Linked DNA regions of Homo sapiens: region 1 is linked to region 2. The links are chromatin contacts, found by Hi-C in ENCODE. All regions are on one chromosome and are shown on one strand. Each heading gives the region's core, a stretch centred on a gene start or an enhancer-like site at or near the end of the contact. The rest is flanking DNA. Distances are from core to core; before and after follow the strand shown. Region 1 has its middle 93 kb from the start of AADACL2-AS1. Region 2 overlaps AADACL2-AS1 (AADACL2 antisense RNA 1).

What was found. Hi-C counts contacts between places; a loop is a spot of excess contacts on that map. Pooled maps may share reads with other maps.
Region 1: a map of endothelial cell of umbilical vein shows a loop between it and region 2 (9-fold over the local background). The contact joins two enhancer-like sites. A Hi-C loop is called at or near these places in 2 of 168 maps with a recorded cell type or tissue (Calu3 and endothelial cell of umbilical vein), 1 of 37 single-sample maps with no recorded cell type and 1 of 50 pooled maps.

The regions. Positions count from the first base shown.
Region 1 is chr3:152,018,122-152,025,073 of GRCh38, forward strand. No RefSeq gene overlaps it. Among named protein-coding and RNA genes, the nearest start is that of AADACL2-AS1, 93 kb to the left of the region's middle. RefSeq lists an enhancer at 3,972-4,081. Within about 2 kb of position 3,935, at least 7 of the 41 ENCODE cell types and tissues checked have a DNase peak (open chromatin) inside an H3K27ac peak, as active enhancers do.
Region 2 is chr3:151,859,372-151,866,199 of GRCh38, forward strand. All of the region lies in intron 1 of AADACL2-AS1 (AADACL2 antisense RNA 1), which reads right to left. Among named protein-coding and RNA genes, the nearest start is that of SUCNR1, 11 kb to the right of the region's middle. Within about 2 kb of position 5,505, at least 2 of the 41 ENCODE cell types and tissues checked have a DNase peak (open chromatin) inside an H3K27ac peak, as active enhancers do.

The DNA.
Region 1 (6,952 bases), core at 2,685-5,184, 160 kb after region 2:
TCTAGTTCAAAAAGCACCAAGTAACAGGAGAGTAATCCCCCTCTCATTCAACAAGATTGGAATAGGCAACTAACAAGTTAATCAAAAAAGTTAAAGAGAAATATCATTTTTAAAGACATATCACTTAAACTGGTAAAGCTAAAATACATATGAATGTAAAGTCATTGAACAACATTTTGACTCATTGCGAAGAACTTGAATTTGATCACAGCTTGCTTGATTAGAATTTCATCATCTTAATGCAGATACCAGAAGCCTAGAAGGCAGCATTGACATTTCCCTGTTTAGTCTATTTTAAAGTAAGTGTGTGTTTGTATATGTGTGTGTGCATGTGTGTTAAGCACTCTGGGTGCCAAACTCTTCTAGAATTTTCAGCTTTATTTCAATCATTTTTTGCTCCCCATTCAACATTTATTTTATGCATATGTTAATATTAGAAAGTAATCCATTAGCTTTGAGATTGCAGAATTATGTGAACATCTATCAACTTTATAGTAGGAATGAAGAATGTTGGTTAATTGGGTGACTTTGTTAAGTGGGATTAAATTAAGTACACTTCAGTTGCATCTGTTATAGGGAGTAATGGTTAATTCGGTGAGTTGATCAAGTAGAGTTAGACAGATTAAATTATACCTTCCATTTTTACCTTTCTTAGGAATAACAGACATATTTTCAAATCTTTTAGTCTTCAGATTTTTAGCTTTTCGAGAAAGAAGTAGATTGTAGTAATGTTAAGTTATTGATATAATCATATTCTGGAAAGTAGATCTAAAGCAATGTTGGCCAAAAAATATGAAACAAATGACAAAAATTCTTTCCCCTTGCAGAATTGGCACTAGTTGATTTAGGATGAGTTTTTCTAAAATCTTTTCTTGCATTTAGCAGAACTTTGGCTATAGTCAGTTAACAGAAGTTGGCAAAATAGTTCAGGTTCTTAATTAGAAACATCATACACTTCTCTTGGCTTTGTTCTCACCTGGAAATCAGAGAAAACATAACCTCATGGACAGCTGTAAGCCACTAGTTCAACTGAAAAAATATACCGGACAAGTGCCATTTGATATCTGTCAACATCCATCAACATCATCCTCATTACTATCATCAGAAATATCATTTACTGAGTATATGCCATATGTCTGGCACTGTACTCTGTGCTTTATTTGGTTTACTGTTTAAAAATTGCAGTGATAATGAAAGGTGCAGATTATTGTTCGCATTTTCCAGATGGGGAGAAACTCAATAAGGTATAAGGTATAATTTTCCAAAAGGCATCCAGTTAACATGTGGGAGAACAGGATTAATAACTGTCTAACTCTTTCCCAATCGGTAAAAATGTTTTCACTGATATAATTGTGTTAAAAGGTATGCTTTAAAGCAACAAAATGAACTTAAGTAAGCTTAATTAAAAATTGGTCTTAATCAAAAGGATATTATCCCATGAATCAGCCAGACTAACTGGTCATTATTTTGAAAGAGATTAGGATCAGCAACTGCAAAGTCAACAGAAATTCAGTCTCTGCCTCGTGTCCTTTTTCGCATTGTTTTGCTTCATTCTCATCCCACCCTCACTCTCTCTCCTGCTTGTGATATGTTAGAAGCTTGTGATATGTCAGATATTCACCACTGATAAGTCAATGAGGGTGAAGAGAGGGTGACACATCACTAATAAAATGGGAAGGAACACAGAAAAGGCTGCTAGCAGCTCACCAAAATCTACATTCTCTTTTAAGAGTACTGTTGGACTAAGTGTCCCAGCTATTTTACAGTTAGGTATAGCAAAGTTATTAAGTTTCCATCATAGAATGTGAATAAAAATGGTATGTGCCAATTCCAGCCCTAGACCCTATAACACTCATTTATTTTCAACCCTTTTAGGCCTGACCAGAATGGATAAAACTCAAACAAAGCATGACCTTGGAAGGCATATTTTAAAGTTGACAGAACATTGGCAGCTTGGATCTCTAAGCGACTAGGTGGAGCAGACCTCCCTTGTCAAATTTTCAGCCTACTCATTAATGTTATTTGGGAGAAATAAAGTTTCAGCATATTTGAGTAATACACTTTGGGGTCTAAATTTTATGCCAGTAAGTAGATCTCTCTGTTTATGCCAGAGAGAGGGCACATAGGCTGAGAAGTTCTACCTCAAAACTGTAAAGAGTAAAGTAGAAATTACAGGGGAACTATAAATAAGCCACAATAAAAAAAATGATTTGAACTTACCTATTTAATCTCAAATAGTTATTTCACCATGTCAATATAACTTTGTATGCACATCACCTTCTCTAATCATGGTTATAGCTGAAATCCTGATATCCTCTACTTAGACTTATTTTGCTTGGTTGGCTGTCACTCATATTGAGGGGATAGATTCTAGAGTTGTTTTCTTTGTCTCTTATAGGACATACTTTCCAAAGTCAGCCTATTTGGAAAATTTATACGAGATTATTCCAAAATATTGAGGATATATTCTTGTACATAATTCTGAAGTTCAAAAGAAATTAAAAATTAATTTAGCTCAGTGTTTTTCCCAAAAGAGCTTACTTACTATCCAATTGAGCAGAAGACACACATAGCGTTACAAGGTTAGTTAGCATTATGAAATATTTTACGTGCTATTTTCTTGATGTATTCCATTAAAGATTTCAAAAGCATGTATTCTGTATCCCACTTTATTAAAACAAATAACTTTTTGAGGAGTAGAGCAAGACGGTCAAATAGAAGATTCCGCCAATCATCCCGCCTGCAAAGACACCAATTTAACAACCGTCTAGTCAGAAAAACACCTTCATAAGAACCAAAAATTGGGTGAGCACTCACAGTACCTGATTTTAACTTCATATCACTGAAAGAGGCACTGGAATCAGGTAGAAAAGAGTCTTGAATTGCCACCACCACTCCTCCCTCATCCCCCAGCAGTGGTTGCATGGCACAGAGAGAATCTGTGCACTTGGGAAAGGGTGAATGCAGTAGTTGTGAGATATTGCAGTGAGCTCAGTATTGCCCTGTCATAGCAGAAAGCAAAACTGGGCTGAACTCAGCTGAGGCCTGCCCACAGAGGGAGTATTTAAACTTACTCTAGCCAAAAGGGAATCACTCATCCCAGCGGTTGGAACTCAGTTCTGGCAAGCCTCATCGCCATAGGCTAAAGCATTCCAGGGCCCTAAACAAACTGAAAACACTCTATGCCATAAGGACTGCAACTCCTAGGTAAGTCCTAGGGCTGAACTGAGCTCAGAACAAGTGAAACACCAGGCAGGGTGGCTAAGGGAGTGCTTGCTATACCTCTGCCCAAACTCCAGGCTGCACAGCTCATGGCTTAAAAAGAGACTCCTTCCTTCTGCTTGAAGACAGGAGACGGAAGAGTAAAGAAGACTTTGTCTTGTATCTCACTTACCAGCTCGGCCACAGTAGGATACAGCACCAGCCAGAGTTGTGAGGCCCCCTTTCCAGGCCCTAGCTCCCAGATGACATTTCTAGACATACCCTGTGCCAAAAGGAAACCTGCTGCCTTCAAGTGAAAAAGCCCAGTCCTGTCAGGATCCATTACTTGCTTACTAAAGAGCCCTTGTGCCCTGAATAACCAGCAGTGGTATCCAGGTAGGACACTGTGGGCCCTGAGAGAGAATCTGAGACTTGCTGGCTTCACATGAAACTTTTTTGCGTGAGAAAAGCAGAAGAAAAAGTAAAGAGGACTTTGTCTTGCACCTTAGGTACCAGTTCAGCCACAGGGGTGTAAAGCACCAAGTGGGCTCCTGGGATCCTCAATTCCAGCCCTTGGCTTTTCTGGACCTATCCTAGGCCAGAGGGGATCCCACTGCTCTGAATGTTGAGTTCTGGGCCAGGCAGCATTCACCATACGCTGACTAAAAAGCCCCTAGGCCTTAATGGAACATCTGCAGTAGCCTGGCAGTATTCTGTTGGGTCTGTGGGGGTGGTAACCATGGGGTGAGGCCTCTCTGCCAGGGGAAAAGGGAGGAAAGCGTGGGAAGGACTGTGACTCATGGTTTGAGTGCCAGCTCTGCTGCAGTACAATAGAATCAGGTAGACTTCTAAGGATTTTGACTTCAGTTTCTGGCTCCTGGACGGCACCTCTGACTCCACCCTAGGGAAACTTGCTGCCTTGAAGGGAAGGACGCAAGCCTGGCTGGCTTTGCCACCTGCTGACTGTAAAGCCCCAGGAACTTGAGAAAACAGGCAGTGGCCAGGTTGTTGTCACATCAGGCCTTGGGTGAGACCCAGTGATGTGCTGCCTTCAGGTCTGACCAAGTGCAGTCCCAGAGCTGGTGGCCACAGGAATGCTTGTGTCACACCACTCCCAGATCTAGGTGGCTCAGAACAGAGGAATAGAGAGACTCTGTTTGGGAGAAAGTAAGAAAAGAACAAGAGTCTCTGCCTGGTAATCCAGAGAATTTGTCCAGATTTTATCCAAGACCACCAAAGTAGTAACTCTACAAGTCTGCAAGAACCAGAGCATGATGGGGCTTGGGGTGCCACCTAAGGTAGATACAGCTTAGATAAAAAAACCCAAGTGCTTTTGAATACCTGGAAATCCTTCCCAAAAAGAATGGGTACAAGCAAGCCCAGACTGCAAAGACTACAATAAATAACCCAAATTTTTAACTCCCAGACACAGACAAACATCCATAAGCATCAAGACCATCCAGGAAAACATGATCTCACCAAATGAAGTAAATAAGACACCAGGGGCCAATCTTGGAGGACTAGAAATATGTGACTTTTTAGACAGACAATTCAAAATAGCTGTTTTGAGGAAACTCAAAGAAATTCAAGATAACACAGAGAGAGAATTCATAAGTCTTTCAAATACATTTAATGAAAAGATTGAAATATTTAAAAAAAGACATACATTTGGTTCTTGGGCATTTGGGTTGGTTCCAAGTCTATGTGGCACATACACACCATAGAATACTATGCAGCCATAAGAAAGGATGAGTTCATGTCCTTTGCAGGGACATGGATGAAGCTGGAAACCATCATTCTCAGCAAACTAACACAGGAACAGAAAAACAAACACCACATGTTCTCACTCATAAGTGGGAGTTGAACAATGAGAACACATGGACACAGGGAGGGGAACATCACACTCCGGGGCCTGTCAGGGAGTCGGGGGCTAGGGGAGGGATAGCATTATGAGAAATACCTAATGTGGATGATGGGCTGATGGGTTCAGCAAACCACCATGGCACGTGTATACCTATGTAACAAACCTGCATGTTCTGCACATGTATTGCAGAACTTAAAGTATAATTAAAAAAAAAAAAAGAGAGAGGAGACAAAGTTAAAGTGTAGAGTTGTTATTAGGTTTTTTTTTTTGTCTGTTTGTTCATGCAAACAGTATTAAGATGTTATCAGCTTAAAATAATGGGTTTTAAGATATTGCAAGCCTCATCATAACCACAAATCAAAAAAAAAAAAAAATGCAATGGATACACAAAAAACTAAAATGCAAGAAACTAAATCATACCACCAGAGAAAATCATCTTTACTAAAATGAAGACAGGAAGGAAAGGAGAGGAAGACCATAAAACAACCAGAAAACAAATAACAAAATGGTAGGAGTAAGTCCTTACTTATCAATACTAATATTGAATGTAAATGGACTAAACTCTTCAATCAAAAGACATAGAGTGGCCAAATAGATTTTTAAAACAAAACAAAACAAAAAAAACAAGATTCAGTGAGTTGTTGCCTATAGGAAACACATTTCACCAATAGGCCGGGTGCAGTGACTCACACCTGTAATCCCAGAACTTTGGGAGGCCAAGGCAGGCAGATCAAGAGGTCAGGAGTTCGAGACCAGCCTGGCCAATATGGTGAAACTCCGTCTCTACTAAAAATACAAAAAAAAATAGCTGGGCGTGGTGGTGCACACCTGTAGTCCAGCTACTTGGGAGGCTGAGGCAGAAGAATCACTTGAACCTGGGAGGCGGAGGTTGCAGTGAGCCAAGATTGCAGTACTGCACTACAGCCTGGGTGACAGAGTGAGACTCTGTCTCAAAAAAAAAAAAAAAAAAAGAAAAGAAAAAGAAACACATTTACACATTTCACCTATAAAGACACAAAAAGACTGAAAATAAGGGGATGAAAAAAGATATTACATGTCAGTGGAAACCAAAAAGAGTAGGAGTTATGATACTTACATCAGGCAAAATTGATTTCAAAACAAAAATTATAAGAGACAAAGAAGGTCCCTATAAATGATGAAGGGATTATTTCAGCAGGAGGATGTAATGATTGTAAATATATATGCATCCAACACTGGATCACCCAGGTATATAAAGAAAATATTATTAGAACTAAAGAAAGAGATAGACCTCAATACAATAATAGCTGGAGACTTCAACACCCCATTTTCAGCATTGGACAGATATTTCAGACAGAAAATCAACAAAGTAACATTGAACTTAATCTGAACTGTAGACCAAGTCTACCAAATAGATACTTACAAAACATTTCATCCAACAGCTGCAGAATACACATTCTTTTCCTCAGCACATGGATCATTTTGTCTATAGATCATATGTTAGGACAGAAAACAAGTGTTGAAACATTCAAAAAATGAAATAATATTAAGCATCTGCTCTAATCACAGCAGTATAAAACTAGAAATCACCAACAAGAAGAATTTTGGAAAATGTACAGACACATGGAAATTAAACAGTATGTTCCTGAATGACCAGTAGGTAAATGAAGAAATTAAGGAGGAAATTTCACAATTTCTTGAAACAAATGATAATGGAAACACAACATACCAAAACCCATGGAATACAGCAAAAGCAATACTAAGAGGGAAGTTTATAGATATAAGTGCCTATATAAAAAGGAAGAAAACTTCAAATAAACAACCTTATATAGTTTGAATATATGTCCCCAGCAAATCTCATGTTAAATTGTAATCCCCAGTGTTGGAGATGGGGCCTGGTGGAAGGTG
Region 2 (6,828 bases), core at 4,255-6,754:
GTTGAATGGAAAATAATTTGTATCTGCAATTCCGTCTGTGTGTGTAAATATATTGCTGCAAAATGAATCAGAAAAGTGGGACATTTTAAAACAGTTAATAGATTTCTCTATGAGTCTGGCCAAGAATCAACATCAAATAAATTATATCTTGGGCCATGAATGTCATAAGAACAAATATGCATGAATTATGCACTTGTTGCTCAAGTTGAGCTAACAGGAGCTCTACTCTAGCTAACATCTTCCATACTTCCCCACCCACACGCTCTGTATCCAAACATATGCATGAAGACTTGGGCCACACAATTATCATGAACAAATATTTATAGAGAAAAAAAGACTTTTCTTCTCTTGATATGGAGAAAGAGACTGCAATGATTAATCCAATTTGAAATAAGACCCAAGAGGGATAGGAAAAAATTGAGTTAACAGTATAAAACTAAAATTGTAAAAGAAAAACAATACAATGACCTGCCCCTACCTATAAAATATTTTTAAATACGGGAAAGATTAATCAGTTGTGCCTCTTTCTCTAGGTTTTATTTCTAGGTAGCAGTACTCATAAGTTTACTTTTTAAAAAGGTTAGATGTATTTGAATTCTCCTTTCAACAGCCCTTAAAGTATAGAGACCAAACAATGAAGAGAGCCAGACATTCTGGGTGTCAGGGATGGTAAGAAATCCTGTCTGGAAAAAGGAATGGAGGCAGGAAATAACACAGACATAGAATGGAGTAGGTGTTCATTTATCATTGTCCAGCTGGCTCCCTTGAAGTTAAGTAAGGTAAAATTAATCAGTAACTTGCCCATTAAAGAGTTAGCATTAGGATTAAAACAACTACAGCAAGTCCAGATGTCCTGAATCTCCTGGTTACAAATACTCCAATTTCCTGTTAGGCTAGGCAGAAACTATGGTAGTGATATTTCTGGAAGCAGAGTGCCTAGAACAAAAACCCAGTTCTATCTTTTACTGTCTCGGTCACTTTGAGTAAGTTACTTAAGCATGCTAAGTCTCTGTTTCCCTATCTATAAAACATGGATACTCTATTAAATTTGAACTTATTTTCAGAAATTAAAATATTGTAAATAAAGTGAACGGCACTTAAGTCATAAAATGAAGGAATCATAACAATTTCAGAACTGATTGAATGTGCAGGGGAGATAGGGAAGAGAAATCAATGATGTCTGCTATCCTCTTAGATTAGATAACCAGATAAATGATGATGCCATTCATCAATATAAGGGAAACAAAGAGTACAAGTATGGTGTGCACGTGAGCTGAGGAACGGTGTGGAGAAGAGAAAGATGATTCTAGCTTTAGGCATATTGTGATTAAGGTGCCTGTTTATAAGGTATACTTTTAACTACCTACTTCATCCATATCCCTTTCTAAGGAAAACTACATTCATATACCATACTACTCTATGCCCTGCCTACAACTTAGTCAGAGCCACAGAACTAGCTGGGAAATGTAAGCTTGAACAATTAGACCACTCATTCAAAAACTGGGAGTTAAGTCATTTAAGCTAAGAAGTGCTGAAGGAACATGCAATCCTATTGGCTAAGAGAACCATTTGAAGCCCTGCAGAAATGGGTAAGCTAAGAAAGCCACTAGAGAAAGAATAATGAAGTAAATATTGTGATGATAGACGAATGATAGATAGATGGGGCGAGGGAATATACAGACAGGTAGACTAGATAGATAGACACTAGTTTCCATTCATTAATTGCCAGCTTTTAAAATTCTAGCTTTTCAATGAAGTCTAAATGTACTTACATTTATGTTTTCATTCATACGATAAGCCTCTTTTGTGAATAGATATGTCCTGACTATAATACTGTGGGTGTATCTACCTATTTAGTTGGTATTTCTTATTTTCTATAATCCCAACACACTCTAATACAGTTATTACTACATATGGTCAACAAAAATCACAGATGATCAATTTTAGCAAGCTTGGGATGATGATATTGCAGAGAAGTTCACATCACAATTATGAACTTTGGGATGATGATATTGCAGAGAAGTTCATATCGCAATTATGAACTTTATACTTAGATATGTATGTTCCTCATATCAGCGTAGGCCTGACATGAAGGGCCATGTTTATTTCACAGATTAGAATTTTTTTTTTTTTTTAGACAGGGTCTCATTCTGTCACCCAGGCTGGAGTGCAGTGGTGCAATCTTGGCTCACTGCCACCTCTGACTCCCAGGCTCAAGAGATCCTCCCACCTCAGTGTCCTGAGTAACTGGGACTACAGGCATACACCACCTGACTAATTTTTGTATTTTTAGTAAGGACAGGCTTTGATCATGTTGACCAGGCTGGTTTCAAACTCCTGACTTCAAGTGATCCACCTGCCTCGGCCTCCCAAAGTGCTGGGATTATAGGTGTGAGCCACCGTGACCAGCCAACAGATTAGAAAATTATATGTCACTGAGTCTAATCCCCCTACCAGAAACCCAAGAAACTGCATCACTAAACAGACACTTTGCTTCTGAAAACACTTACAATATAATGCTATACAAAGTTTAATTAAAAAAACACATCAAAGATATAAACTATAATGTTCTTGGAAACCAAGAGTCACAGAATGATTTTACATTATTCTAAGTCCCATATTTAGTATTACCATGTCAATTAGTCTTTGAGAAAAGGTGAGAGTCTTCTATTAAAAGTCTAACTACATTTACACCCTCAGTTCAATTCCTCTGAGGGTGGAAACTGAGAGTTTCAGGTACACTATTAAGGAAATTTTTAAGGCAGAGACTTGTTTCACTCATCTATCTTTCCCTCACGACAACTGGCATAGTACTTAGCCATAACAAGGATAATTCAATGTATCATTAATTTTTTCATTAGTTATCAAATGCACACAAAAGGCAGTATCTTCCTATTTCCCAATTTACTGGAGGTGGTATGTAGTATGCTATAATTTACTAGAGAAATGTTAGTGTGTTTTGTAAATAACACTCACTTTTAAGAACTTTGCTGGGCCCAGCACGGTGGCTCACACCTGTAATCCCAGCACTTTGGGAGGCTGAGGCAGGTGGATCACAAGGTCAGGAGATCGAGACCATCCTGGCCAACATGGTTAAACCCCATCTCTACTAATAATACTATATATATTAGTCTGGCATGGTGGCACATGCCTGTAATCCCACCTACTAGCAAAGCTGAGGCAGTAGAATGGCTTGAACCCGGGAGGGGGAGGTTGCAGTGAGCCAAGATTGCGCCATTGCACTCCAGTCTGGGTGACAGAGCGAGACTCCATCTCAACAACGACAACAACAACAACAACAAGAACTTTACCAATCAAATACACATAGTCTACAATATACATCTTTGGTTCGCGTACTTAGGCAAGCCATTCCATCACTTGCCTTACTTGGAACTCAGATTTGTGAGAGTAACAGGAGTCCCAGCCTTCAAGGCCTTGAAAGGAGAATATCACAGGGTGTGAGCTTGGGAATTTAAAGATATAAGAAGTTAGAGAACAGCCTCTCACAGGACATGAAGACATAGCAACTGTGAAGTACAGGAAGATAAACTTTGTTAAAGGAAAAAGAAAGAACATGAAAATGCAAGTGAATAAAAGATCTTTGAAACTTTTATGCAAAATTTCAATTATTGATTGATAATATTACTATGTGAATGCTATTATTAAGAAAAACTCAAAAGGCTATTCTACCAGTAACGATGGATCTTTATCTTGGTCATTAACAAGAGTTGCAATTTTTAGCCTGTAATATTATATCTCAGAGATTTTTAAATCTCAGAGGAAGTCTGCAGGTCCAAAAAGAAACATCATATTAATAATTAAGTTCATTCTATTTAGTATAATTAACTCTAATCCAGACTTGAAAAACATTATGCCCATGGGACTCCACCACATAAGGCCTGACCTCTGGTACATGAGAACTGTGTAATGGCCTCTGTGCACAGACATGTAGATATTGTTTTAGATAAAGGTTAATTAGCTATTTTGAAATATATTGCTGATTTATTGTAGGTCTGATAACATCCTGTTTTATAACTAAATATGGCCGAATACAATTTTTGTAAGGAAAGGGCATTGAGAGGTTAGCTGGGTATGTGACCCATGTTCTTACCATTGGTCATTACATTACTGGCCTGAGCCACCCTGGTGACAGGGCAGAAAAAATCAAAGCATTTATCCCCTTTATGAATGAAAGAATGCCTGCAATATGACATAGAATAGTGGAATTTCTCTAGTTCAGGAAACACTTGGAATTAAACATGGGCTTAATTTAGTGCTTCAAGATAAAGACTACCAATTTTTCAAAATGAAACACCGGATAAGGCCACCATCATTTACTCCCTAAGATTTTGCCTGGACATACAGGGACAAAGAAGGATTTTTCTTTCTTACATGGGTACAACTGTAAGCACAACAATGCAACATCCCTTTTCTAGTTTGAGTCAGCCCTGTATAGCACTTATAACGCATTTGTGGCCAGAGTTATCAGGCCAGCTCATTTTACATTTCATTTCTTTTTCCTCACAATACTTTCACAGTTTGAAATGAAACACATTAAACTGGCAGACATTTAAGAACACAGCCATATAAATGATATTCAGTACATTAAACACTATTAAGATAATATTGTATTTGATATTATGATTACATCTAACAGCAATATGTAACTTTAAACTAAACTAAGGCAGGTGCGAATCTGAATGTACATAATTTTCCTTCCAAGGATGGTGCAGCAGTCATTTATGTCATGACATAAACAATACTCTTAAATTTCATGATTCAAATAGGCAACACAATTTCAAGTCATTTATCACTTAGTTCCTAAAAGGCAACAATAAGGCACTGAAACAGAATGATCACTTTAAACTTAGTGATCCCAATCATGAATCATGTTTTCTTACTTGACAGATATTTTATTAATCTATATTTAGCTTATAAATGTGCGAAGGAAACAAGGAATAAAATAAATCAATACTCAACACTTAATTAATATAGCTTTTTCTCCCTTTAGGCCTAGATAGGCAGTTTAAGTCTGTCTGCATTAAGAAATTTAAAAATTCATTGCAGCCTGGGATGAGGGAAAGGGTTGTCTTTGAATTTAATGAGCTGAAGGATTAAATAATATGATTTCCTTTGGCTTAAAAGGAAAGCCATTAAGAAGATTGAGGAGTGTGCTACGTTGAGATACTATAGAGAAGAGGAGGCAGGGTTCTCTTTAAAGATTCCCAAACCTTTAACATGACTCCTTCTAATGTCCACAGCCATAATTGCACAGATCCACCTGAATCGTCTATCCAAATAGGAGACATTACTTATTCCTTGCTCATGAGTGCATACCTGTGAGAAAAAGAGGACTTCTAGATACTTTTAGAACATATGCTATAGGGCTTAATATCACTATTATTGTTTCTAATTTACTGCAGGGAGAGAACTTGAGTGAACTCACCAAAGGAAATAAAGAATTTTTCAGCAATCATTTCTGCAAATACTTGTTTAATTACCAGTCGTTCTCAAGAAATATTTGTTTCATGACTCACAGGAAAAAATGAGGCAAAGATGAGGGGAAAATTTCACAATATTGTTTTTTTTTTTTTTCAACTAGATACTCCCTTGCAGATAAGGCAGGGTACCTCCTTAAGTCATGTTCGTGTCCTCTAATACTAGTACAGTTTCTGCCAAAGAGTAGTTTTAAAATGTGCACTTGTTGGAAAAGTAGTCTTTGAGTATGTGTGTGTGTGTGTGTGTGTGCACGCGCATTGGATGTGTTTGTCTTATATATATATTTCCCATAGGCAATAATAATGACAAATGCAAGGATTTATGGAGTGGTGTACTGATAAATGTTTAACAACCAAGTCTTTGTAAAAAGTAGGGTCTGAGGAGAGAATGTTGCTGTTTTATAGGGTTTTAAAACAAATTTGCTTCATATATGAGAAAATCAAGGCTTAGATAATGACATGAATTTTCAAGATGTCATATTACATTTTATTTGATTTAGCAAATCAATAAAAAGGGGAGACTGTCAGCCAGGAATTATGGAAAGAAAAAGGAGATGTTTCATGTGGTATGAGACCTTGTTGAGAATTGTTAAAAGTTTTGAGTATAAAAAGGTTGTAAGTTTTTTGAGGTCAGGTTTTAGCCTGCCTATTTATCCTTTTATTTCACATGTTGCCTTGAACATAGCAGGTGATCAATATGTGTTTTTTTTAATTGATTATTGAAAAGAAGGTAGGATGTGAGACAGATAATGAAATATTAATGTCTGAGTTAAAACTATGGAAGAGAAATTAGAAGAGAAATATCAGATATTGCTTTCTGAAGGGCTTTTTTAAAATTATACTTTAAGTTCTGGGGTACATGTGCAGAACATGCAGGTTTGTTACATAGGTATACATGTTCCATGGCGGTCTGCTGCACACATCAACCTGTCATCTACATTAGGTATTAACCTAATGCTATCCCTCCCCTTGCCCCCCACCCCACAACAGGCCCCAGTGTGTGATGTTCCCCTCCCTGTGTCCATGTGTTCTCATTGTTCAACTCCCACTTATGAGAACATGTGGTGTTTGGTTTTCTGTTCCTGTGTTAGTTTGCTGAGAATGATGGTTTCCAGCTTCATCCATGTCCCTGCAAAGGACATGAACTCATCCTTTTTTATGGCTGTGTAGTATTCCATGGTATATATGTGCCACATTTTCTTTATTCAGTCTAAAATTGATGCACATTTGGGCTGGTTCCAAGTCTTTGCTATTTTGAGTAGTGCCATAATAAACATACGTGTGCATGTGTCTTTATAGCAGCATGATTTATATTCCTTTGGGTATATAC